Regions from separate parts of the Homo sapiens genome. Here region 1 is linked to region 2. Evidence: chromatin loops called from intact Hi-C (ENCODE). Cell type or tissue: endothelial cell of umbilical vein. All regions are shown on one strand. Each heading gives the region's core, and the rest is flanking DNA. Links, peaks and the distances in the headings are about the cores only.

What was found. Hi-C counts contacts between places; a loop is a spot of excess contacts. Peaks named below come from ENCODE experiments on the same cell type or tissue, not always from the same donor. Only the 100,000 strongest peaks of a DNase experiment are listed, where the experiment ranks them.
Region 1: a loop joins it to region 2, with 5 times the contacts of the local background. A loop is called at or near these places in 2 of 110 quality-filtered maps.

The regions. Positions count from the first base shown.
Region 1 is chr10:88,976,378-88,988,363 of GRCh38, forward strand. It overlaps a transcript of ACTA2 not described here and a transcript of FAS not described here. Among named protein-coding and RNA genes, the nearest start is that of FAS, 8.4 kb to the right of the region's middle. In endothelial cell of umbilical vein, for the core only: a CTCF peak has its summit at 10,779 (motif pointing left); DNase peaks (open chromatin) are centred at 7,014 and 10,764; H3K27me3 peaks cover 154 bases.
Region 2 is chr10:88,559,081-88,571,925 of GRCh38, forward strand. The region is part of intron 4 of RNLS (renalase, FAD dependent amine oxidase); the gene reads right to left. Among named protein-coding and RNA genes, the nearest start is that of RNLS, 18 kb to the right of the region's middle. In endothelial cell of umbilical vein, for the core only: a CTCF peak has its summit at 6,168 (motif pointing right); no DNase peak of the experiment used is centred there.

The DNA of each region.
Region 1 (11,986 bases), core at 3,987-11,986, 420 kb after region 2:
AAACAAGGGGAAACTATTTAGTCTCTAACAAAAGGATTGATAGGCCAAGGAAAATATATTGGTTCATTATGAGGATCACGGAAAATGGAGAAAATTAGTACATTAATTACATTTGAATAGTCCTTCCATTGTACTGAACTAATTCAAGTGTTTTGACCCTAAAATTTTGTAGTTCTATAGCAAAAACCCACTTCCTTTCCACTAAATTGAAAATGACTAACATATCTCTAATGTACCCTGAACATAATCAGCAGCAATTCAATGATATTGTGTTATTTTAAAATACACACCAACTATTGAGACAGATGATTATAATTTTAAATTAACAAAATTGTATTCATAATTAAGAAGCTATGATAGAAATAAAGTGTTGAACAGAATTTCTTGAAAGTATTTTTACTAAATAAAACCAAATGTAAAGGTCCAGGTGCTGGGTAGAGTTGAAGTTTGAAAATTGAATAAAATAATTCTTTCATTAAATATTATTAGAGCTTCTTAGAGGCTCAAACCAATGCTGATGTTTGTAGAGAAGTTGCATTGTGCTTGAGATCCTTATATCTGGTGAAGGTAATTTTTGCCCACATTCCCCAGATTCCTTTAGATTAGCAGCAAAATGTATGCCTACATATCCCAAAGGAGAAGCTTATTTTCTGCTATTTTGACATCTAATGAATTAATGCTTGTGTGGACTGAATTGTTAAAAAATTTAAGATAATTTTCTCCCATTTTGTAGGTTGCCTGTTCACTCTGATGGTAGTTTCTTTTGCTGTGCAGAAGCTCTGTAGTTTAATTAGATCCCATTTGTCAATTTTGGCTTTTGTTGCCATTGCTTTTGGTGTTTTAGACATGAAGTCCTTGCCCATGCCTATGTCCTGAATGGTAATGCCTAGGTTTTCTTCTAGGGTTTTTATGGTTTTAGGTCTAACATTTAAGTCTTTAATCCATCTTGAATTGATTTTTGTATAAGGTGTAAGGAAGGGATCCAGTTTCAGCTTTCTACATATGGCTAGCCAGTTTTCCCAGCACCATTTATTAAATAGGGAATCCTTTCCCCATTGCTTGTTTTTCTCAGGTTTGTCAAAGATCAGATAGTTGTAGATATGCGGCGTTCAACCTACTCATCTGACAAAGGGCTAATATCCAGAATCTACAATGAACTCAAACAAATTTACAAGAAAAAAACAAACAGCCCCATCAAAAAGTGGGCAAAGGACATGAACAGACACTTCTCAAAAGAAGACATTTATGCAGCCAAAAAACACATGAAAAAATGCTCATCATCACTGGCCATCAGAGAAATGCAAATGAAAACCACAATGAGATACCATCTCACACCAGTTAGAATGGCAATCATTAAAAAGTCAGGAAACAACAGGTGCTGGAGAGGATGTGGAGAAATAGGAACACTTTTACACTGTTGGTGGGACTGTAAACTAGTTCAACCATTGTGGAAGTCAGTGTGGCGATTCCTCAGGGATCTAGAACTGGAAATACCATTTGACCCAGCCATCCCATTACTGGGTATATACCCAAAGGACTATAAATCATGCTGCTATAAAGACACATGCACACGTATGTTTATTGCAGCATTATTCACAATAGCAAAGACTTGGAACCAACCCAAATGTCCAACAATGATAGACTGGATTAAGAAAATGTGGCACATATACACCATGGAATACTATGCAGCCATAAAAAATGATGAGTTCATGTCCTTTGTAGGGACATGGATGAAATTGGAAATCATCATTCTCAGTAAACTATCGCAAGAACAAAAAACCAAACACCGCATATTCTCACTCATAGGTGGGAATTGAACAATGAGATCACATGGACACTGGAAGGGGAATATCACACTCTGGGGACTGTTGTGGGGTGGGGGGAGGGGGGAGGGATAGCATCGGGAGATATACCTAATGCTAGATGACGAGTTAGTGGGTGCAGCGCACCAGCATGGCACATGTATACATATGTAACTAACCTGCATAATGTGCACATGTACCCTAAAACTTAAAGTATAATAAAAAATAAATAAATAAATAAATAAAATTTAAGATAAGCTCTTGACTGTCCTTTTCACATAAGTGGGTGAAGTTGAGAAAACATAACTGTGAATACATTTGTTGTACTCTGCTCAGCCTTTCATCACCCCTGCTCTGACCTGTTGGAAAGTGGTAAGAGAGAGAAAAGATTCTGTTCTATTGAAAGCCAATCTCAATGGAAAGAAGTGACAACCAGTCAGGCTCATGCTGAGAGATGGGTCTAGTCATGAGCCAGGCTCAGTTCATTTGCACCACGGCTCCAGCTCACCCTACTTCAGGGAACTGAAGATGTCTAGGTGTCTGGGTCACCCTGAGAGGGGGAGTTTATTAAAATGAATCCTCTCTTCTACAAATTCATGCTAAATTGTTCCACGTCTAATGGTAATTTCTCCAAAAAGCCTTCTATGACACCTGAAGCTATTAGAAGCAACCTTCCTTATTCTTTCTGTCCTTGAATTTGATCTCTTCTCTATTATTATTATTATATTATTATTATTAATAGGAACTAATATTCATCAAGAATTTACTGTTTCTGGCACTGCATAGCATCTTTTCTATGAATTACCTCCTTTCATCCTCCTAATAAGCATATAAAGTTTATTCTGTTAATATTTGTTTTATAAATCAGAAAACTGAAAGCTCAGAAAACCTTTTTATGTTTAAAAACACTGTCCACTGCCTGAAACACTGAAAACAAAATGGATAAAAATTAAGTACAATTAAAATTATAGATTCTTTAGCTTCTACTAAGCTGGTTTTAATGGGTTATGATGTTGTGTATGAGCGTAGGGATCTGGGGAGGAGAGATAAGGAAGGGAAGAAAGTGAGTACTGAGACAAAAAAGCAGAAAAAAAAAAATGAGGTCAGCGAGTTTCCCGGCTCTGCCGCAGGGTGCCTTGCCAGCCTTGGCTCCTAGGAAGGGAAGACTTGTGGCTCACCACAGACCAGATTCCTGCTGACTTCAAAGAGAGACGTTCACAAGGAGAAGATGCCAGCATTCAGGACAGATGAGAGTCTGGCCAAATAATTGTCAGGAACCCTTAAAATGTAGGCTACTCATCTTGGGATGATTTTAAACAGTAATAAGTGTAGGCAGCAATAACCCTAATGAAGTATGGGGAAAGAGAATGTGAGAGTCTCACACTAGGGCTGTTCTCTCTCACTCTCCCTCTCTTTTAATTGTTAATGATGACTTTTTTTTTTTAACAAGTCTACATAACCTGAGAGATGGGGCGAGAACAGCATAAATGCCATGGTTTTGATCCTCCTATCAAAAATCAGGACAAAATCTAAACTCAATTCGATCAGAAAAGGTTACATGTGCTTGACTGTATAATTTGCTAGCCATTTGTTTAGTCCTGACTCTCTAATCAAATGCCAGGAGGATCCAGAGAGCAACAGCAAAGGTCATTTCTAGTGCCTGTGTCCTCACCACACACCTCCTCACACATGTGTAAAGCACCTACAAAGGCTTTGGGGTAGATCCTGGCAAAATGGAATAATAGAAGATATAGTTCTTACGTTCAAAGAGCTTCCAAGCTATTTATGGAGCTTGACAGATGCAGAAAAAGGCAACGCTAATTTGCAAAGTCTGTAGTTTCAGAAGATGGCCAGCTGAGCCGAAAGATAAAGTGGACTTCTTTCCACTTGAAATTTTATTTCATTTATTAATTTTTAAGTTTTGTTCACCACTTCTACTTTTCCCACCCTTCTGGTCTGGACAGAAATGAAATAGTTCAGTTTTAGGCACGATAAGAATTCAAGGTGGTGAGTGGAACATGAGCAGGAATTAAACATAATGCACTTTAAATGTACAACTAAGAAGTCAGGGCATGAGGTATAGATTTGAAGAGCATCTGGGAAGAGGTGATGGTTGACACTTCAGGCCTTCTTTGAAGCTAGGGGACCTGAGGACTGAGGAGAGCACATTAGCAAGCATCAGGACGCTGAACATAACCACAGTGGAGGTGACAGGGAAGCAACAGCCAGGGATAAATAAGAGCCAGAACTGTGGTGTCTGGTGAGCCAAAAGAGAGACGCATTTCACAGGCAAAGAGAGGCCAGGCCTGATGCTTATAATTACTCTAATTTGTCATCCCCAGTAATCTGTAGAGTCCAGGAAGGCAAGGAATGTTCTTATCCTGCCTACTGCTATTCCCTGAGGCCTAACACAGTCCATGGTACAAAGTAGGTACTCGTAAGTATTCGTTTAGTTAAGGAAAATTGTTGGGATCTTAGACTTAAGCTCAAAGCCTCCATTCAAAGAAAGTGGCCAAAATGTCCCCCCTCTGGAGCAAGTTGCATTCTGATTAGGAATGAGACTCGAGCCATATAAAGTCAAGTACAGTTACAAGGCAATGATAAGAAAGAATGAGGTAGCTCAATTCCAAATGAATCTGGATTTATCTGATATGTAAATTTAAAAAGAGAGAGATAATTTTCCCAGACTCCAAATGCCAAATCAGTTTCACTCCCTCCTCAAAAGTGCTGAGAAAGTTCTAAATTTGGAAAGGTCACAAAGGGATAAAGTGAGTCAGAGGAGGCTTTGGTTTGCCTTATATGAAAAGTGGGATTTGGACTATGGAGGAATAGGGTCCTTCCAGAGGGGATGTTTGAATGACAGAGTAGGAACAGGGCATGGGGAGGCCAACTGCGAGGAAGTCAGCACAAGCAAAGGGCAGGCCCAGCAATATCCAAGAGAGAGCGGGGCCAGTCCACAGGGTGTTCAGTGTGGAGCCTCCAGACCTGTGTCCTAACTCGAGCTCTGCCACATACTCGCTGTGTGCAAATTAGTTAAACTCACCTAACCTATGTTTCTTAATCTGTAAAATGAGGATAATATTAGATGTTAAGATTAGGTGAGGATCAAATGAGACATTGTGTGCATAAAGCACTTTTCCTGTGCAGTTAAACCCTTGATAAATATTAGCCACTTATTAACCATCGGGTTAAGAGAGAAATGACTTTTTTTTTTTAAAGAACTGGCCATTGCTTTATCTTCCATCGTCGTGATTTATACTTTTTAACTATATTCACACCAGGAAAAGTTGATAGTAAATTTCATTTTGGGTGAGGTCTAGACTAGTATCCGTGGAAAGGAAGGCAAATTGAAGAGGTATGATCCTAGGACAGAGGAAGAACCAAGGTCAAAACAGGGACATTTCCCAATTCAATCCAACAGCTGCTTTGTTAACAGTACCACAAGCAGTGGGGTGGGCAGAGTGGGAGACGCATCATATCCTGGGAAGGGAACACTGTAGGGAGGGAGAGAGAGGCTGGATGGGGGAAACGGTAGATAAAAGATTGGGCAAAGTAATTTAGTCCCAGTCCCAGATACTACGTGTTTCAGTCTGTGCTCGTGGGTATGTAAAGGTTTCAGATGGGCTTTCCATGAAAAACAGCAATGAGGCAAACCGTCCCATTCACTAAAAAGACAGGCATTATCATGATACTGTGCAAAGAGCCCAGGCTTTAGAGTCAAGCAAATCTTGATACCTTTACTTGACACATGAACTTGATCGAGTTACCTCTATGTGAATCAGGAAAGTTATTCTTTCCCTGTAGGTGTGGGTATGAGAATTAAATAAGTTAGTATATATAAAAGGGTCTAACACATAGTGAGTGCTTGATTAACTGGTATGTGTTAGTTCAAGAAGGCAGTATGTTGTTATATGCGAGAAGCAATTGCTTTGGTTCAAACCCCAGCTCTACAGCTTACTGGTTGGGTGACTACTGCAAGATCCTCAAGTGCTTGGGCCCATGTTTGTTTCACCTATATTGTGCACACAATAAGAAGACCTACCTCCCAAGATTTTTATGAGCATTGAATGAAATCATATTTATAAAACCCACTAAATGGTACCTGGCTCATACTAAGTGATCTAAATGAAGAGGTATTATCATTAAGAAGCAATTAAAAGTTGCATGTGTATGAAGTTAACAGCTTTTAACATAAAAGACAATGGATTATTTGGTAAGAGATCTCACCGAGCTTAAATGTGTTTTTTTCTTTTTTTTTTTGAAATGAGGAAAGGAAGACATAAATGGCAGAATATGTGGTACAGAACTGTAAGATACATGTCCCACGACAGAAATAAAAAAGGCAGAGATTCACTGAGGGGGGAATTCATGGACATTTATGGTCACATTATCCTGATTGGCTGAGGGAGTCAGCAGGCTTCTAGCCAGTTTTCTTGCTGTTCACAGAAATAAAAGCTCAGTGTCTTTGAAAATGAACTAAGTTTTTTTTTCTTTTTCTTGATAGGAAAATGTATTTATGTAGTCAAGTAAGACTTGTTTCTGCTAAGTAAAAATTCAGCCTAAGCAGTGTAATATGAAGCTAAATGGAGACTGGATACAAATATGTTTATAATGAGATTACTGAATTTGTTGATTTCCCTACATTTCCCATCTACTACCACTAAAGAAATGCTGTAATAATAATATAACTGGCCAAAGTGGTAAAAGTGGGGTTAATTGGTCCTTATCTGTTTGAGGTAAACAACCGAACTGATGAGTGGTTTCCCTGAGCAAAGACTCTTGCTACTTCATGTGTCCTTTCCAGAACGTGGCATCAACATCACATGGGAGCTGGTGAGAAATTCATAACCTCATACTTAGACCTACCGAATCAGAATCTTAATCTTAATAATATTGACAGGTAGTTTATATCCATATTGAGGTTTGAAATGCACTGAGTTAGAGTGTGGAGTTATGGCCACACTGTCTTAATTAGATTATCTTTATTTCAATCCAATTTGCATGGCTATGTGAGCTATGATTCTTAGAGGAGTGAACATAAACAGCAAAAATTCTTACTTAGCAGACTTACCCAGTGCAAGAAAGAGTTCCCTTATCTCACTGTATTATGATCTTAGTCAATATGACCCGGAATTTAAGAAAATAATATGACAAGAGTATGGTTTTAATCAACCGGAAACCATGTGTTCAACAGAACAACAAAACAAGAAGGCTTTGTACTTACTTAGGGAGTTTACATCTTGATGATAAGGCCACTGAGGTAACTAAAGAGGAAATGGATTCAGCATAGGCTTTGGAAGTTCACTTCTGTTACCTAGTAACTGTGTGACTTTGGGCAAGTCTTTCCAAGTTTCTTTTCTATAAAATAGGATGGTAACAGGACCTACTTTACAGGGAGTTGTAAGGTTTAGATAAGTTAACAGGTTATGCAAAAAAAAAAAAAAAAAAAAAAAAAAAAAACACACACACACACACACACACAAATGTTCTGGACATTATATAAGCATTAGATATTACTGATATCTTATTTTTGTTTATTTTTAAATGTCTGTCCCTTTAAACCATTCCTTTCAACATATTTGTGTGGTTTAAATAAAAATAAGTTTGAAGAAATTTCAGAAAGAACTTTGATAAACCCATTGAATGACTTGGAAATTCCAAGGGGATTTCAAAGCCAGGTGGAGGAATGCCTGCTTAGTGTCTTTCCTCAGTGCAAAGGCTGATAAAGGCCTCAATTTCTCCCTCAGTTTACTGTGATCAGAGACTTAGGCTGCCTAGTTATCCTTGTTGCCTGGACAAAAAACTCTTTAGATGCATGCAGGTTTGTGTAGAGTTTGTGGGGAGGTTTCAGATGGTAAAATGCCTCTTCCTACCTCAGGTGAGGGGAGGGTTACTATCATTCCTTTTTCACAGAGCTATTCTAGTTCTGTTTATAAGTAGTGTTCTTTGTATAGTGGATGTTGAGCAAACACTTGTTAAACTATAGGAAGTTATAACATCGGGAGAATTTCTAACAACTGCAAAGTGTTCTGATATGTAATAAATTGCCTTGAGAAATAGTAGGAGCCAGTGCTGGAAGGAGTCAAGCTAAGGCTGGTGTAGTCTCCTAGGGCTGTTGTAGAGAAGAGTCTAAAGTGGGAGGTGTTGATCTTATGGTCCCAGAGGTCTCTCCCATACTACCTTTCTGCCTGTATAGGTCAGAATCTATTAAGAGTGAGTAGGAATGGATTACACCCCACAGTCATGAAGGGCCTTAAATGATAGTAGCACACTAGTGTCATATGTCAAGTGGCAAATGACACTAGCACCAAATGTGATTCTGCATTTAAGTTCTAAGTATTAAATGCATCTATTTGCTATATGAAAACATAAGATATCCCAGTGTTTGCAAACTGGTTCAATATTGTGTTGATTTTTGTTTTGCTTTAATACACTAAGGGAACTTCAAAAGGCTGATGTGGTCCATGCTCTCTGAGCCAGGCCTCTCTTGACTTCTTATGTTTAGTTATTCATGAAACCACTGGGCCTGTCTAAATGGCCAAGTCATATAGGAAGAGACAGAGTGAAAGGGAGAGCAAGAGCTAGAGTGAGAGAAAGAGAGAGAGACATCTTCTCACCTTCAGACCTGATCAGAGGCAATAATGGGAGACCATGGGAGGGGAGAGCCTGATCTGATGATTCCTTTTCAGTTATTTTCTGGAAAGTTTAAAAAATATGGTATTCTTCATGGAGAAGCCAAGATGTTAGGCTGCAGGCAGTGCTTATGCTCTCTAGCCTAGTGAGGAGGAAAGCAGTATAGGTAAATAAAATGACATTTAGTTGGTAATATAGGCAGGGCCTATATCAACTGCCACCTATAAAAGGCGTTGGTGATGGTCTTTAGGGGGCCATTGGCAAATTGCTACAACAAAATAATAAAATAAATAAAATAACAAAATCCAAGTTTATCTCCCAGAATCTATCTGGGCATATCATTACTGTTGGAAAGACTTATGTTTACCAGGTGAGAAAACTGATGCTGAGAGGGGTTAAATATTATGCACAGCTTCTCACATCTAGTGAAGTAACTGAACTAGGATTTATATCTAGGGACTCTGTCCTTCATAGGACAAGTTGCTAATTTGGGGGTGTTCTCAGGGAGAGGAAAATGTCTATATGCTCATATGCACAGATTATCCAAATCAAAACTCTTTCTCCCCATTGTCCTTTCTCAGTTGAACTAGATGTTAATACCACTATTGTATTAGTCGACTAACATTGCCTTCTGCAGAAAACCACCTATGTCTCCTTTCTACCCAAGTGCTCTGGGGCTCCTCCCCTGCCCATTCTCCTCCAACATCCCATTCCACATTCTCTTTCTATCTCTGCAGGACTCCCTGTAGTCCTCCCTGCCCATCCATTATCTCCCTCAAGCTGTCCCCTCAGCCTTTTCTAACAGGGAAAGGCTGGTGCCCTGGTAAAGAGTCCCCCACCCCCATCCCACTCCCTGGCACTAGATGGGCTTGGGAGACAATGACTGCCCCTCCCTCATGCTGTTCTGATGTCTCTTGTTCCTTCCAGTCACCTCCCTTCCAGGCCCATGAGGAGGGCCTGAGGCCCACACTAGCTAGTCTTTTCTCTGGAGGTTGTTTGGGGGCAGGGAGGAAGTCTAAAGTAGAGAGAAAGCGCTGCCATGCCTTAAGCCAACCTTTCCAGAAGTATAATGCCCTTGCCACTAGTAGTTTGGGAAACAATTTTTATTGGCATGCAGGCAAATATTTTGTTTCAATAGTGGCATATTTATTTTTATGGATACCTTCTATTTTTGGCAAGGAATGCTGATTTTCCATTTATGGTTATAATGTAATGTTTTATTTTAAAAACAAAATGACTTAGGGAACAAAATAAGTTGACTTAAAAATAAATTATTAGTTAAATATATATTTAGTATATACAAGTAGACTACAGAAATGGCAAAATAGATTGAAGTTGAAGAAACATTGCCTTAAGCTAAGCCCACTCAGGATGAAATTTTATCTGCCCCCAAATCAACATCTCTTGAAAAGTGGTCCCTATCTTTCCTTGTGTCAGTTCTTAACACCCAGGGGGTAGGCATGCTTCTCATGTTTGTTTTCATAGAATATCTGTGTTTTCAGGGGACCACCATATGCAAAAATGTCAGGGGAGGGGTACTCAATTGGATTAAGAAGCCAGGGCCCACAGAACAGATGTTTTCACCCTACTAACCCAATTGCTGTCTGCTTTTTAGTTGCCACAGTCTAAACATTCTTTAATGCATTGTCTTTTTCAGTCATTGCTCAAGAGGTAGGTTAGTATACCAGTTTTCATAGTGGGAAAAATTAGGAGACTTAATAATTTGCTGCATATCTTGGTGGCCAAGTTTTCCAGCCCTGGTCAGTTAGGCTTTAGGACACTTTTCTTAGGCTTCAGGAATGTGAGCATGGAAGTAGTACAGAAAGGAAGTAGTACAGAAAGGAAGTAATACAGGAAGGAAGTAGTGCAGGAAGGAAGTAGTGCAGGAAGGAAGTGGTACAGGAAGGAAGTGGTACAGGAAGGAAGTAGTGCAGGAAGGAAGAAGTATAGGAAGGAAGTAGTGGAGGAAGGAAGTAGTACAGGAAAAGTGGTTGTAAGCCATTTAACTTACTTTTTTTCATCTGAACTGTGACCCCCAAATTATCAATTTGTCTTGTGAAGTCACTTCATTTAGGAAAAGCAATGTAAAAGTAAAAATTAGTATTTATTGTGTGTACTAGGTGATTTGCATATGTCATTTCTTTAATCCTGTAGGAAATAATATGTTCTCCAGGAGGTGACAATGTCTATATGATTAGATTCACAGATTACCTATCCAAATCTAAGATCTCCGTCCTCTCTCTTCCTTTCCCAAGAACCCATACATATTTCTATTAATTGGTAGAAATAATTATTAATAGACTTTGTCACTTGGCCACTGTGGGCTCTGACGCCCTCTAGTGACAGAAAAATTCTTTGGTAGAAGAAGTAATATCCCTAGATAGCAGTCTACAGAATTGTTTAAGCAATTATCTTTACTTGAGCTTGAAACTAGAATAGCTAATTTGTAACAATTAACTTTTGTAACAAAAGAATTATTATACTGATCAAAGTTCTGATAATTTATCAGTTAAGATTTTTTCAGTTGTAAGAATCTAGCTTAAGCAGAAACTAAGAATTTGTAGAGTTGGGTAACTTTGGGTGGTCCAGGGTTCAATTTCAGAACCAAATGCATCCAGAACTTGGATAGCTCTACCAACCTTGATCTTTCAGCATGGTTTCCTCTCAGTGTGGTTTCCTCTCAGCATGAGTTGACTGTTTTCAGCTCTGGCAGGGCCACAAGCTCCCTTCACAACCAACCACATCAGTTTCACATCTCACATATTTCTACTTCAAATCCAATGAAAAAGAAAGGGTTTGTGTCCCAGTGTTTCCAGTAAAGATCCCAAAATCTACTCCAACTGAATGTGATGTGCTGATTGGCTTAAGCCAAGTCACATTTCCCACCCACTACCTCCCTCCACCTACACATATACCCAAGCCCTGGGATTGGTACCAATGCCACTGTGATGGTTAATTTTATGTATCAAATTAGCTAGGCCATGGCACTTGGCTATTTAGTCAAACACTATCTTAGATGTTTCTGTAAAGCAATGTTTTGGATGGGATTAACATTTAAATCTTTACACTTTGAGTAAAACATTTGCTTTCTATAATGTCAATAGGCCTTATCCAGTTAGTTGAAGGCCTTAAAAAAGAAAAAAAAAAAGACTGACTTCCACTGAGTGAGTGAGAATTATGCCAGCAGACGGCCTTTGGACTTGAACTATAACTTTTTCATGGGTCTCCAGCCTGTTGGCCAATGCTAAAGTTTTGGACTTGCCAGCCTCTACAATCACGTGAGCCAACTCCTATCTATCTTTCCATTTATTCATTCTCTTGGTTCTATTTCTCTAGAGAACCCTGACTAAAAGAACCACTCACATCAAATAGTTAAGAAGAGGGGAGAGGGACAGTTTTTCTAAAGACAACTTGGAAGTACTATTACCAGAAGGAAGAAGAAGGAGAAAGGCAGGATAAACAGTCATGGATATACACTATAGCTGGGAGTTATTAAAATCAACTTATTGCAATTTAGTAAAAACAATTTGGTTGACAACATTTTTTAAACA
Region 2 (12,845 bases), core at 1,731-9,730:
TTAGTAAAAGTATTTCGTTCTCATTTTTCCATCAAGAATTATGGAAAATTCTAGAAGTTATAGAAAGGAAGTTGAAGGTATTCATTATGGGTAGTATTTTATCATTATATTCTACAGTGCATAATAAATTTTGCATCTTTGTAGTATAACTTATTCATGTTTTACGTGTCAGTTTAAGCATATGTTAAGGTTAACAGCCTTTAGAACAACATTTCTCAAAGTCTTAAGAGTGTTTTCTTTCTTCCAATCTAATTAGATAAAGTTATTTACCACCTCAATGTATCCAGCCAGGTTTTGAAAGATAGATTCAGTATTTTTGATGAACTAAGACCCCTGTCATTTGTTCAACAGATGTTCCCCTCCAAGGCTCACCATAATCTGCCCCAAATCCATCTCTCTGGTTTTATCTTCTAAAATTCCCCACCATAAAGCCTAGCTCCTACCAAATCAGTCCATTTTCAGCCTCCCAAATATAAAATGAACATTTCTATTTCAAACTTTATGATAAGACCATTCTTCTCTCTAAAGCACTCTCTCCCTTTCCCACTGAATGTCCTCCAAGACGTTTTCAGATTGTTTCACTCATTCATTCATTCATTCATTCAATGCAGACTGAGAGCCTACATATACGAGGCACTCACAAAGGAATCCTGGGAAAACAGGAACAGGTAAGTCCAAGCAAGTACCTGTTTGAGTGGACTCTATATTCTACCAGAAAAGACACACATTGCACAATGGATTAAACTGTTAATTAATTAAAGTTGTGATAAGTGTTAAAAATACAAGTCACCGAAAACTACGAGCACATGTAATGGGAAAAATGGCCTGGTCTTGGGGGTCAGAAAGACTTTTTTTTTCTTGTATTTTTTATTAATATATCATAGTTTTACATATTTTTAGAGTACATGTGATATTTTGATACATGTATAAATATGTGATGATCAAATCAGGATAACTGGAATACCTATCACTTCAAATATTTATCTTTTCTTTGTGTTGGTTACATTATAATTCTTCTATTAGGAAGACTTTCTTGAGGAAGTGGTTTTGAGCTGAGGTTGAAGGATGAAAAAGGGCCTAAAGTAGGGCAGAGGGAGGTCAATAAACAAATCTGCTTGATGGTTATTATAAAATTAAGATATATTAGTAAAGATATGGCAAGGAAATTCTTGCCTTCCAGGCATTAAAACTTATTGCAACAGTATTTCTCCCAATTACTCTTGCTTTCTGTAAAGCTGGGGACAAAAAAAAAACCCAGTAATGATCTTACATTTAAAGAAGCCACCAGGAAAAGGTGTTAGCCAACAGCTCTCAAAAGATCTGGGAAACGATCAGTCAAAACTGGTCCCACTACCCTGAGCCCCACTACCCTGAGCCCCACAGCCCAGGCAATATAGGAAAAATATTCAAACAGATGTGAAAGCTTGGCCCTACAGAGAGTGCAATGTTTCTGGAGAGCTTTATCTTCCAAACCCCGTAAGCAGAGAGTAGTAGCTCCTCCTTAGGAGCCTACTGGAGAATGATTCAGAAGCAAACTCTGGGAGGGAGCTCCCAGGAGGAGTAACAGAGACCTGGTTCCCTGGCTATGTACTTGCTGAACTGTTGAACCCATGGGGACTAGGGCAAAGCTCTGCTGGTAGGGCTGCCTATAAGGAGGGGACTGTTAACAGCAACAGAAAGGTTCATAGGAGGCTAAACACTACCCACTGGCCAAAGAAACACACCACACATATGGTCTACATATAGACCATCATGGAGGAACAGGCAAGAGCAGCCAATTGCCCCTCCCTACCACCAAGAAGTCAGTCTTAGAGGCAATCAATGGTTCTGTAAGCTTATAGTTTGTAGATGTTCAGAGATAACACACACACACACACACACACACACACACACATACACACACAGACCCATAATCCACTCTGCTACAACTCTCTAGCACCACAGGTGCCACAGACAGGTCTAGCTGGAGTTTAGGGTAGAGAGAATGAGCTCCAAACTGAGACCGAAGTTTAAACATAAATACAGCGAGTCTTCAAAACCAAAGTGAGACTGTTCTAATGGCCAAAAGTGACCAGAAAGTTATAGCAAAGGACCAAGATGTCATTAAGGAATCCTCTCTAGATAGACATGGAGTTCAACATAGAGACGTTGAGGGCAGTTCTGGGAAAAAATAAAGCTGTCTCATGTTTACAGGTCAAATAGTTCAGACTCCTTAAAAATGACTTAAAACCACAAATTGATTATAATGAAAACAATGACGATATTGCAACACAAGTAAATAAATGGAACAGAACAGATATCCAGAGACAGACTCAAGTATATATGGAATTTAACATACGGCAAATGAGGAATTTCAATTTAGTGGGCAAAAAAATAATCTCTTATTAAATAAATGGTGCTGATATAATGGATTTCACTCTGGAAAGACAAAAAACAAAGCTAGATACCTTTCTCATATTTTATATAAACATATATTCCATATAAAGATTTTAATGTAAAGGATAAAAATTAAAAATATTAGGAATATAATTCAGAATACTTATATGACTTTAGAGTGAGGGAGATAATCCTTAGCAATCAGGAAGTCAAGTATCTATTAAAGAAAAAGACACACTTGACTAAATAAAAATCTTAAGAAATTATTATGGCAAATGAAATAATAAACAAAAGCAAAAGATAAATAAATGCTAGTCTAGGAAATATATGTAGTACTATATTACAAATATTGATATCCTTCATGTGTGAAATGCTCATAAAAAACAAATAATCCACTAGAAAAGTAAGCATAGGACATGACTGGGACATTTCACAGAAGAAAAACTCTAAATGACCAATAAGCTTATGAAAAGAGGCTCAATTTTACTTTTGGTCAAGGGAAATGCAAATTAATGCAAGAGCAATCAACCTGTTTTTACTTATCACTTTGGCAGAAATGTTAAGATTGATAAAAATTTAAAATATCCGGTCCTGATGAGTATATAGGCAAACAGGCATTGTCAAACGTAAGAGTGAGAATCATGACAAACTTTTTGGAAGGTAATATGGCAATACTTATTATAACATACAGGTTTTTTGAGCCAGAAATTTCACTTTGGGGATCTTATCACCCAATATAGCATTAAGAGCATCAGTTTATAAGAATATGTAAACAAGGATGTTTTTCAAGGCATAGCATTTAATAGAGAAAAAAACTGGAAACCACATGAAAGTCCATAGATAAACAAGAGATGAAAGACTAAATTCCAGTACTCCCAAACTAAAAAACTTTATGCAGCTGTTAAATAAAAATAAATCAGATGTTTATCTAAAATAATGTTGAGTAAATAAGCAAAGTGCAAAACAATAATTTTAGAAGGCACGCACAGTCATCCAAAGCTTTATATGGTTGGAACAAAGTGTGGAAGGGCACTCACTGAACTGTTAACATCAGTTAGCTCTGGGGAATGGAAAGGAGGGCAGGGCCAGGAATAAATAGGTTTGTAAGGAATAAGAAGAGAACCATGAATGAAATGACAATTTGTTGGGCATTCTATGAATAGACTGTGTGGGAAGGAATAAAGAGATACTTGATAAAACCAGCAAAAATTTAAAAATAGAAAAAAGTAAATAGTAGGCACCAATGAAAAGGATAAAAACAACATAGTACTTACCCCAATAAATGTAAAAGGGTTGAACTCATCTATCAAAAGAAAAAAATAAATAGTAGATACCAACGGAAAAGATAACAACACAGCAGTTATCTCAATAAATATAAAAGGGTTAAACTCTCCTATTGAAAGAAAGAGATTTTTCATGCTGGATTTAAAAACTCAGGTAGGTATATTGTTCTCTGGAAACATCTAAAACCAAGTAACCATAAATCAACAAAAGTGATCTTATTCACAATCTCCATAAATATTATAAAATATTTCTTAACATGCCTAATAAGTAATGTGTAAGATCTTATGATAAAAGCTATAAAATTTTACTGAGGACATTAAAAATACCTAAATAAGTGGAGAAATGTTTCATTTTCTTAGATGAGAAGATGATCTATTATAAAGATGCCAATTCTTCCTAAACTAATGCAGTGTAATTGAGTGTAATTCAAATCAATATTCCAACAGGAGTTTTTAATGAAACCTGATTCTAAAGTACACTCAGAGAAATAAAAAATAGATTAGCTAAGAAAAAACAGGACAAAAATCAAGCGGGCTTTATTCTACTCTACATCAACATAACTGTTTCCATAGGAAAAGAGTTTAGTGAAAAGAATCTTTATTTCATATTGGCAGTATTAAAGCCACACTTTGTTATACTGTAAATCTCCTAAATGCCCATCAAACTGGTTTACTACATTAAGGTAAATCAAAAGACGAGAGCACTACACAGTAAAAATAATGATGCACATGAATATTCACTGGCACTGAAAAGATACTCTTAATATACTGTAATATAGTTTTGAAAAATCCACTGAACAATTTCACATATCTTAAGTATAGCATTAAGGTCCAAGTTGATGATTAGATAGCTGAAGCCAGAGAATGTAGCCAGAGGTTGGAAAGAACAGAGTGACAGGAGGATGTGAGAAGCTTTGTTTTGCGTACCAGAGCATTATGTGAGGAAAGGAGTGGGATGGTATACAGGTCACCACTGAGAAAGCAGTTATTGAGTATCCCTGGAAAGTTAGAAAGGTACCCCCAAGATCTTTATTTTAATAGTTCATTTAAAAACCTAGCATCTATAAATGTACTGGAACTTTCAGAAACTATTATACTGGATGAACAAGTGCTATAATTTTTAAATGTAAGCAAAATTATTCAGTCAAATAATGTCTTATTAATTGAAAACTTTTCTACATTGAAATAAAGTAGCATTTCCTTAATTTGTGGTTGTATTTTAGAATTTTAAAAACAATTCCATGTTCTCCTAAATTATAATTAAACATACATATGCATATCTGTTCTATATCTGCATCTATTGGCATTGTAGATCTGTGAAGCTCTATATTTCTAGATAAAGAAATTTTATTTCTGTTATTCATATATTCACATATGGATGTGATCCTTTGGTTATTAGAGTTTGCCTTCTTGAGATCTTCTCCGCTTTTATTACATCTTTGCTATCACACAGCAACTAGAAATTAAAAAATTTACAAGGATAAATTATTTAGGGAAAACAAACTCCTTTCCCCATCCTCCAATCTAGGAAAGAGAAGCTCAACATTGTGTTTTGAAAGGTTGTGATGACTGCAAATACACACACACACACACACACACACACACACATGCACACACACACATGAGAAAGTAAAGCATCTTTCTCTTGCAGGATCTTAAGGTGGATTAAACTGGTGAATCCCTGAAAATCAGAGGGTGGGGGGTGGAGATGAGTGCTATAACTAGAAGTAAAACTAGGAGGAGAGATTAGGAATTCCTGAATCTAATGTTTAAGGGTCAGGGGTTTGAGGAATTTCTGTGCATGGTAGAGAGGAAGATCAAGTACACATGGAAGAGCTATGCATAACAGTGGTTAAGAGTACAAGCTCTGGAGTCATTTTACTGAGGTTCACATCTCAGTTTCACCAAGAATTGAGACAATAATAATGCCTAGCATTACTTTGAGGATTAAGTGATATAATCTTTGTAATAAGAATATAGAGAAAGTAGCACTATTATAGAATCAGAAAGTAAATCATAAGAGGGTCACAATATGATACATGAGGTTTCTCTATTCTCCCAGCTGGGAGGAAGTTTAATAAATGTAATAAATAATTGCCAAATGAAAAAACAATTACATCTGCTTCTTCCATAAGAAGCAAAATAGAGAGAGTTGGATGACAGAAAATCCAGACCACTCTATAATGTAAAGGGAATTCTTTCACATAAGATATGATACTTATGTTAATCCTAAAGGCTACATATGATTAGAAAGAGAGAGAAAGAGAATGAGAATGAGAAGAAAAACACAGGAAGCTACAGACGTGGCTGTTCATAGTCTGTACAAATGTGAAACATGTAGTACATTCCTAATTCTGTCACTCATTAATCAAGCACTTTTTGGTAAGTTATGTAATTCTAATGGGCCTAAATTTATTTCCCTGTGATATGCAGTTTTGTGAATATTATAGTTATAGTGTTATTCTATGTTTCTGTCATTTTCACAGTCCTCTCTAGTTTAGATTCTAAGGGGAACTACAATATATATTTCACACACTAGATGGCAATATATGGCTTTGTAAGTGGATGTCTTTTTCACAGAAGCCTAAGACGTCTAATAATCAAATAAGAGCTGATTTTTCTCCAGAAAACACAGAGAGAAGGGTAGACATTAACCAATTCTTCATACTGAGGTCATGTTTTAATCCCTTTGATTTGACCCACAGATGTTAAAGGATCTTGTGGGGACATTCTAGTTTAAGTCTTTAGTGCCAGAGAGAATTATTTCATAACAATGAATTAAACACAAAATGATTTCCATGGGGGTCCAATTCTGAATTGAGTCAGCTCAATATAACATCCAAAGACCCTCATCCTCAGTCAAATATACCAAGTCAATTATTCTTAAACTTTTTCATCATAAAGAGCCTACATATGGCACAATACTCCTCCACTAAAAAAAAAGGAAAGAAGATCTATTTCTTTTCAGCATGATACATTTTTTTAAAACAGTGTCAACGTTATCTTTCTTTTTTTTTTTTTTTTTTTTTGAGAGGGAGTCTCGCTCTGTCACCAGGCTGGAGTGCAGTGGCGTGATCTTGGCTCACTGCAACCTCCGCCTCCCAGGTTCAAGCGATTCTCCTGCCTCAGCCTCCTGAGTAGCTGGGACTACAGGCGCACTCCACCACACCCAGCTAATTTTTGTATTTTTGGTAGAGATGGGTTTCATCATGTTGGCCAGGATGGTCTCGATCTCTTGACCTCGTGATCCGCCCACCTCAGACTCCCAAAGTGTTGGGATTACAGGCAGAAGCCACCGCGCCCGGCCAATATCATTTTTTATAATAAGAGTAAACTATTCTTATTTTTAAAGTTATGATTATTCAAAAAATCGTAAAGAAGAAAATGAAAATCATATCTGAGCAATAGCCAATGTTAATGTTTGTCAAATTATTTCTGATTCATGAAAAAATATATAAATACATACTTTAATCTTCTTTCCAAGTTAAAAATATTTATAAATATTTCTGTTAATAAATATATTATTATATTAGTGGTCACTACCATTCTATTTTTCATGGGTATATATTTACAAAATGTACACAGGAAGTGTTCTGAGAACACATACCTTAACTGAAAAGTCTGGTCTTGCCCCACAACACTATTTTTCACAAAATTGACAGAATTGGTCCCATTTAAAGATGAGTAATGATTAACAAGAGACATATGCAGAGAAAAGGAGAAAGACAACAGAACAGAAAAGAACAGAACCTAAGAAATGAGCTGATGAAAAATACATATCAGAAAAATTTTGCCAGGAAGCAAATTAGTTCAACAAACACTCGGGCATTAGTTCAGTAACAGTAAAAGAATACAGGACCTCTTTGAAACAATACCTCAAGGAAGGGGCCAAAAGGAACTCTTGAAAATTACATGGATGACATGGAGAAAAGGCTAGAAAAAAAGTAATGCAAAGATCAAAGTTGAAAGTGAGTTAAAAGAAAACAGAAGCTTTGAGAGGGAGATACTTTAAGCTTTTGTAGATACTCTGAGATCATAATAAATGAAACAAATAAATCTTCCAATAAGTATTAGAAGGAAACTTACCTAAATAAGAGAAGAGCTGAATGTTCAAGGCAAAAGTGGACAACATAGCCCATGAAAAATGAACACAAAACTAGTAACAATAAGATATATACTTATGAAATTACTGGGCTCAAAGATAAAAAATATAAAAGAGATGGCTCTAAAGTAAAATATCCCTGAAAGGTTTAGAGGAAAAAGCATACACCAGAAAAAAGAAAATAAAAGAGAGAACATTTCATTTATAAAAGTTTATTTGAAAGCAAAATAAAATTAAAATGAAACTAAAGAGAGAACTTTTTAAGTCAAAGGATATAATTTTAATGAGGGTCTAGTACAAATCAAATAAAATCATAAAGCAAAAATTGCCACAAAAAAACCCAGGAAAGACAGAAAGAAAAGTAATAATAGTAGGTGAGTTAAGTTATCTTTCTCAGCCAAACACAGCTCAAGTGCACACACAAAATATAAGATGTAAAAAGAGCTAAATAAAATTATTAATTAGCAAGCCCTTAAACACATTTAGGAGACAGTCTATGACACGGTGTTGCTTTAGATGTCACTAATACAAATATTGAGAAATACTTTCAAAATGTAATGTTAAAGGATCTCTCTTGATATACAAAACTATGCAGTTTTTAAATATTGGAGTATGTAATTTACAGCACAAATGAATGTCCTGACTGATGGCTACACTGTATTTTTATAAAATGTTATAGTATGTTATTAAAACAATCTCAAAATCAATCCAATTATTGCCAACCTCCATGGCAATAAATTATCCTACTTTAAATGTCATTGGCAACAAACTAGAAGTAGATTCATGAAGAGATCATTCAAATTAGTCTCCCACTTTGCCTACAGGCATCTAATAAATATTCCAATTTCTTCTATATTATTATCACACACTGTACTAGAAAATAAGCTATATTATTTCTGCATAGTAGAAATGATACTCAAGGAAAAAAATGCTTTCAAAATTTAACAGCAGCTATACCCTTCCTCAGAAAACAATTTCTTCTATAGTTCTAAATCTAAGATCTATAAAACATATTTATTACCAGTTTTCTTTCTATTAGTGGCATAAAAAGCCATTTCTCTATCAAAACCAAGGTCAATGTTAGCTGTGCAACAAAGTCAAAAGCTACAGGCATATCAATACCCACTGCCATCCCACAGCCCTGAAGCCTTGTCCACCACGACCAGACTCTGTTATAGCTCATGGGCTTCAGGAAAGATGAGGTACCCTCTACAATTCAATGACTTGACGGGCCAGGGTCAGTGAGCCATGATGAAAGCAGGAGAAAATAAGTGAAATCTGTGCAGATACTGACAAAACAGAGCCACAAAAAAGTAAGAACATGCCATATTTTGTTTTCTGTTCCTGCATTAATTTGCTAAGGATGAGGGCCTCCAGCTCCATCATGACCTTTTATCTGGAATCCAGGTAATAGGGAAATCTATAGGGACAGATAGTAGATTAATGATTGCTTAGGGCTGGGGGCAGGGATGGGGATGGAGGGATGGGGGTGATAGCTAAAGGGGACAGAATTTCTTTTTGAGGTGATAAAAAATTCCAAAATTTACTAATTACAGACATTGATAATGGTTGCCTATATCAGTTATTATACTAAAAACCACTGAATTGTACATTTTAGATAGGTGAATTGTATGGTATGTGACTTATAATCTTAAAGCTATTTTTTTGTGTGTGTCGTTGTTGTTTTGTTTTGTTTTAAGAGGTGTGTCTTAGGGGTTGAGGAAGAAGTCAGGGAAGAGGTGAGCCAAGAGGTCCCAAGCAGGGAAGAGCATAAGACAGAGACTCAAGAGTAATCCAAGATGAGATGTCGCATGGGTTCATATAATCAATATACGCAAAGCAAAGGTGCAAATGTGAGGAAAAGAGATACAAATTGTTTGGACAGGCTGATGCTTTATGACAGCAGTTCTCAACCCTGGCTGCACAGTAGCATTACTTGTTTACAAGGCGAGTCACTTTTTGAAGATACATTCGTTGCTCTGTTCCAGAAACAAGTAGATTTGCTAAGGCACGGTATTAATAATAATTCTCACAGTGCGGCTTTGAACTGAATCTTCAGCATCACCTAGAAACTTGTAAAAAATGCAAATTGTCCATGCATACCTCGATACAACCAGAAACTCAGACTGTGGCCCAGTAATCTGTGTTTTAACAAGTCTTCCAGGTGATTCAGATGCAGGCATAAAAACAAACCAAAACAATGGCAACAAAAATCCACTAGAGACAGGGTGAACATTCTGCACCCAGACCCTTGATGTGAACATAATATGGTGTACCCTTCTAGTTCTTTTTGTCAGGCTTGGGAATAGCTATTACCAAGCAATTTTTCTAAGAAACTTTTGTTTTAACCTTTGTTAAGGAAAGCAAAACCCAGGTTTTAGCTATATTGTTCACAGACCTGAAAAGGAACTGAAACAGATGTTTTAGATATTTAAGGTTTTAACAGGAAAGTATTCCAATTTAAAAACCAAGATGTCACTTTTTTTTTTTTGTAACAGCAAAGTTGTGAGAAATCGGAAGTTCTCTCAAAGATTTAATATTTCAATTCTAGGGCATATAGATATTAGATTGGACTTCCCAGACACACTGGATGAAGGAGAGAGACAGCAGCTGGAGTACCAAAAAGGATGTCAATTCACATTCCTGGCATGATTCAGGACACCCTTCTTACCTGGTAAATAGAAATTCATACAGAGCAACATACTATTTGAAAATAAGTAAGTTGATAAAAAGTAAATGAATCAAAATGAACATATAGAACTAATTAAGTTAATGAAAGTCAAAGGAATATGTAAATACAATTTTCAGATCTGAACTTAAGCATAAACAACTAGTATTTTAAAAAATAAGGTCTACTGCAAAACAAGCAATGGGGAAAAGACTCCCTATTTAATAAGTGGTGTTGGGACAACTGGCTAGCCAGATGAACAAGATTGACACATGTTCACCTACGTAACAAACCTTCACATGTACCTCCAAACCTAAAATAAAAGCTAAAAAAATAAAAAATAAAAAATAAAGATTATATCATAGTATTCTAGCACCTTGACAAAAAAAGAATAAACAAACAAGTCTGAATAGATTCCTTTAAGAAATGGAATCTGTAATTTAAAATTTTACCACAAAGAAAACTCTAGGCCTAAATGGTTTTACCAGTGAATTCTTCTAAACATTTAGGAAAGAAATAACACCAAACTTGTATTAAAATGCTTCCCCTGAACAGAAACAGGAAAAATTTCCCAAATAATTCTATGAGGCCTACATACCTCCATGTCCAACAACTGGAGAAATTAATACAAGAAAAAATACTACAGCTCAATCACTCTCATGGACATGAATGCAAAAATCCTAAACAACATATTAGCAAGCCAAATTCAGATTTACATAAAAAGCATTAAAAAATAAGGTCCATTGTCAATATAGAGTTTTTCTTTCTTTCTTCATACAAATCCATATTTAATGAAAATAGAATATGAATAGAATAAGAAAAAAGTCTATTATGGGATTCTATTAATGAGAATTTTACAGAGAATGTGAAGAAGTAATACGGACCAGTGAAGTTTTTCCTTAGGTCTTTTGGAAACACATTCATTCAGTTGGTCAGTTGGTCATTCACTCAATTCGCAAATATTAAAGAACACCTATGCAGTAAACACTCATTGTTCTTGATTACTCAGCACACAAGTTCTCTTCATGGCAGTACCTATATTTATTTTGAGGTGTTACTTTGTCCCATTGATTACATGCAATGCAATAGGATTATAATCCAAGATGCTGCAATTCCCTAGCCATGAGGTGGGAATAAGACCCATGTCAGGTCAATAGGATGCTCTCTTGAAATTTAAGTCTTGGGCAGAGGCACAATGATACTGATGGGGCACATCTTTTCTAAAGGTCATATTCTCACCAGATTGTTGCCAGCTAGGGCTTTTTATATAATTCTTGTTCCACGGGGTTGGGGAATTAAAAACAGGGCACTTCAGTCAGAAGTTTCAAGGTTTCAATTATGCAAGGTAAGTAAATCCTGGAGATCCCCTGTATAGCCTAGCAACTATAGTTAATAATATCATATTGTATACTTAAAAAATTGTTAAAATAGTACATCTAATATGTTGTATATTCTTTTTTTTTTTTTTTTTTTTGGTTTGTTTTTTTTTTTTGACACAAGGTCTTGCTCTGTCACCCAGGCTAGAGGGCAGTGGCACAGTCAGGGCCTACTGCAGCCTTGACTTCCCAGGCTTAGGCAATTCCCCGCCTCAGCCTTTTGAGTAACTGGGATTACAGGAACATACCACTATGCTTTGCTACTTTATTTTTTTTTGTAGAGATGAGGTCTTGCTATATTTCCCAGGCTGACCTCGAACACCTGGGCTCAAGCAACCCTCCTGCCTCACCCTCCCAAAGTGCTGGGATTATAGGCATGAGCTACCACACCTGGCCTATGTTAAGCATTCTTATTACAAAAGAAAAAAATAACAAATAAAGGGGAAAAAGCTTTTGGAGGTGATGTGGATATGTTTATGGCATAGACTGTGGTAATGGTTTTAAGAATGTATACTTATCTCCAAATTCATCACACTGTATACAGTATGTACAGCTTTTCATATGTCAATCATACTCAAAGTGATTTAATAAAAGAGGACTCATGCAAGGGCTAAAAGATGAGACCACATGCTCTCTAAGACTCCCTTCAATTCTGAGTTTCTATGATTAAAATGAACACCGTCAGCTAGGATTGTAGTATCAGTAAGGAAAACTGGCCTGATGAAACAAAAGCTAACTGAGCAAGTGCAACTTCTTGGAGAAATGTATCCTCCCTGCCCCAGTACTTAATACCTTTATTCCCTTTTTGTTTCTCATATCTGAATTCCTTCCTACTACTTAGTACAGGAATTTTAGCTTTCAGACTCCTCACATGTGCCTTTTGCTGACATTACTTCCCTGTTCACCTCTGGATCTCAGAGTTGACTTAGAATAAACCCAAAGTCTCCTGTTGTTCACATGTATACTAGAAATTCTAATTTGGCCACTGGCTTACTATCTTCTCCTTCCCACTATCCCCAGCATTTCTGGCAGTAAGAGTG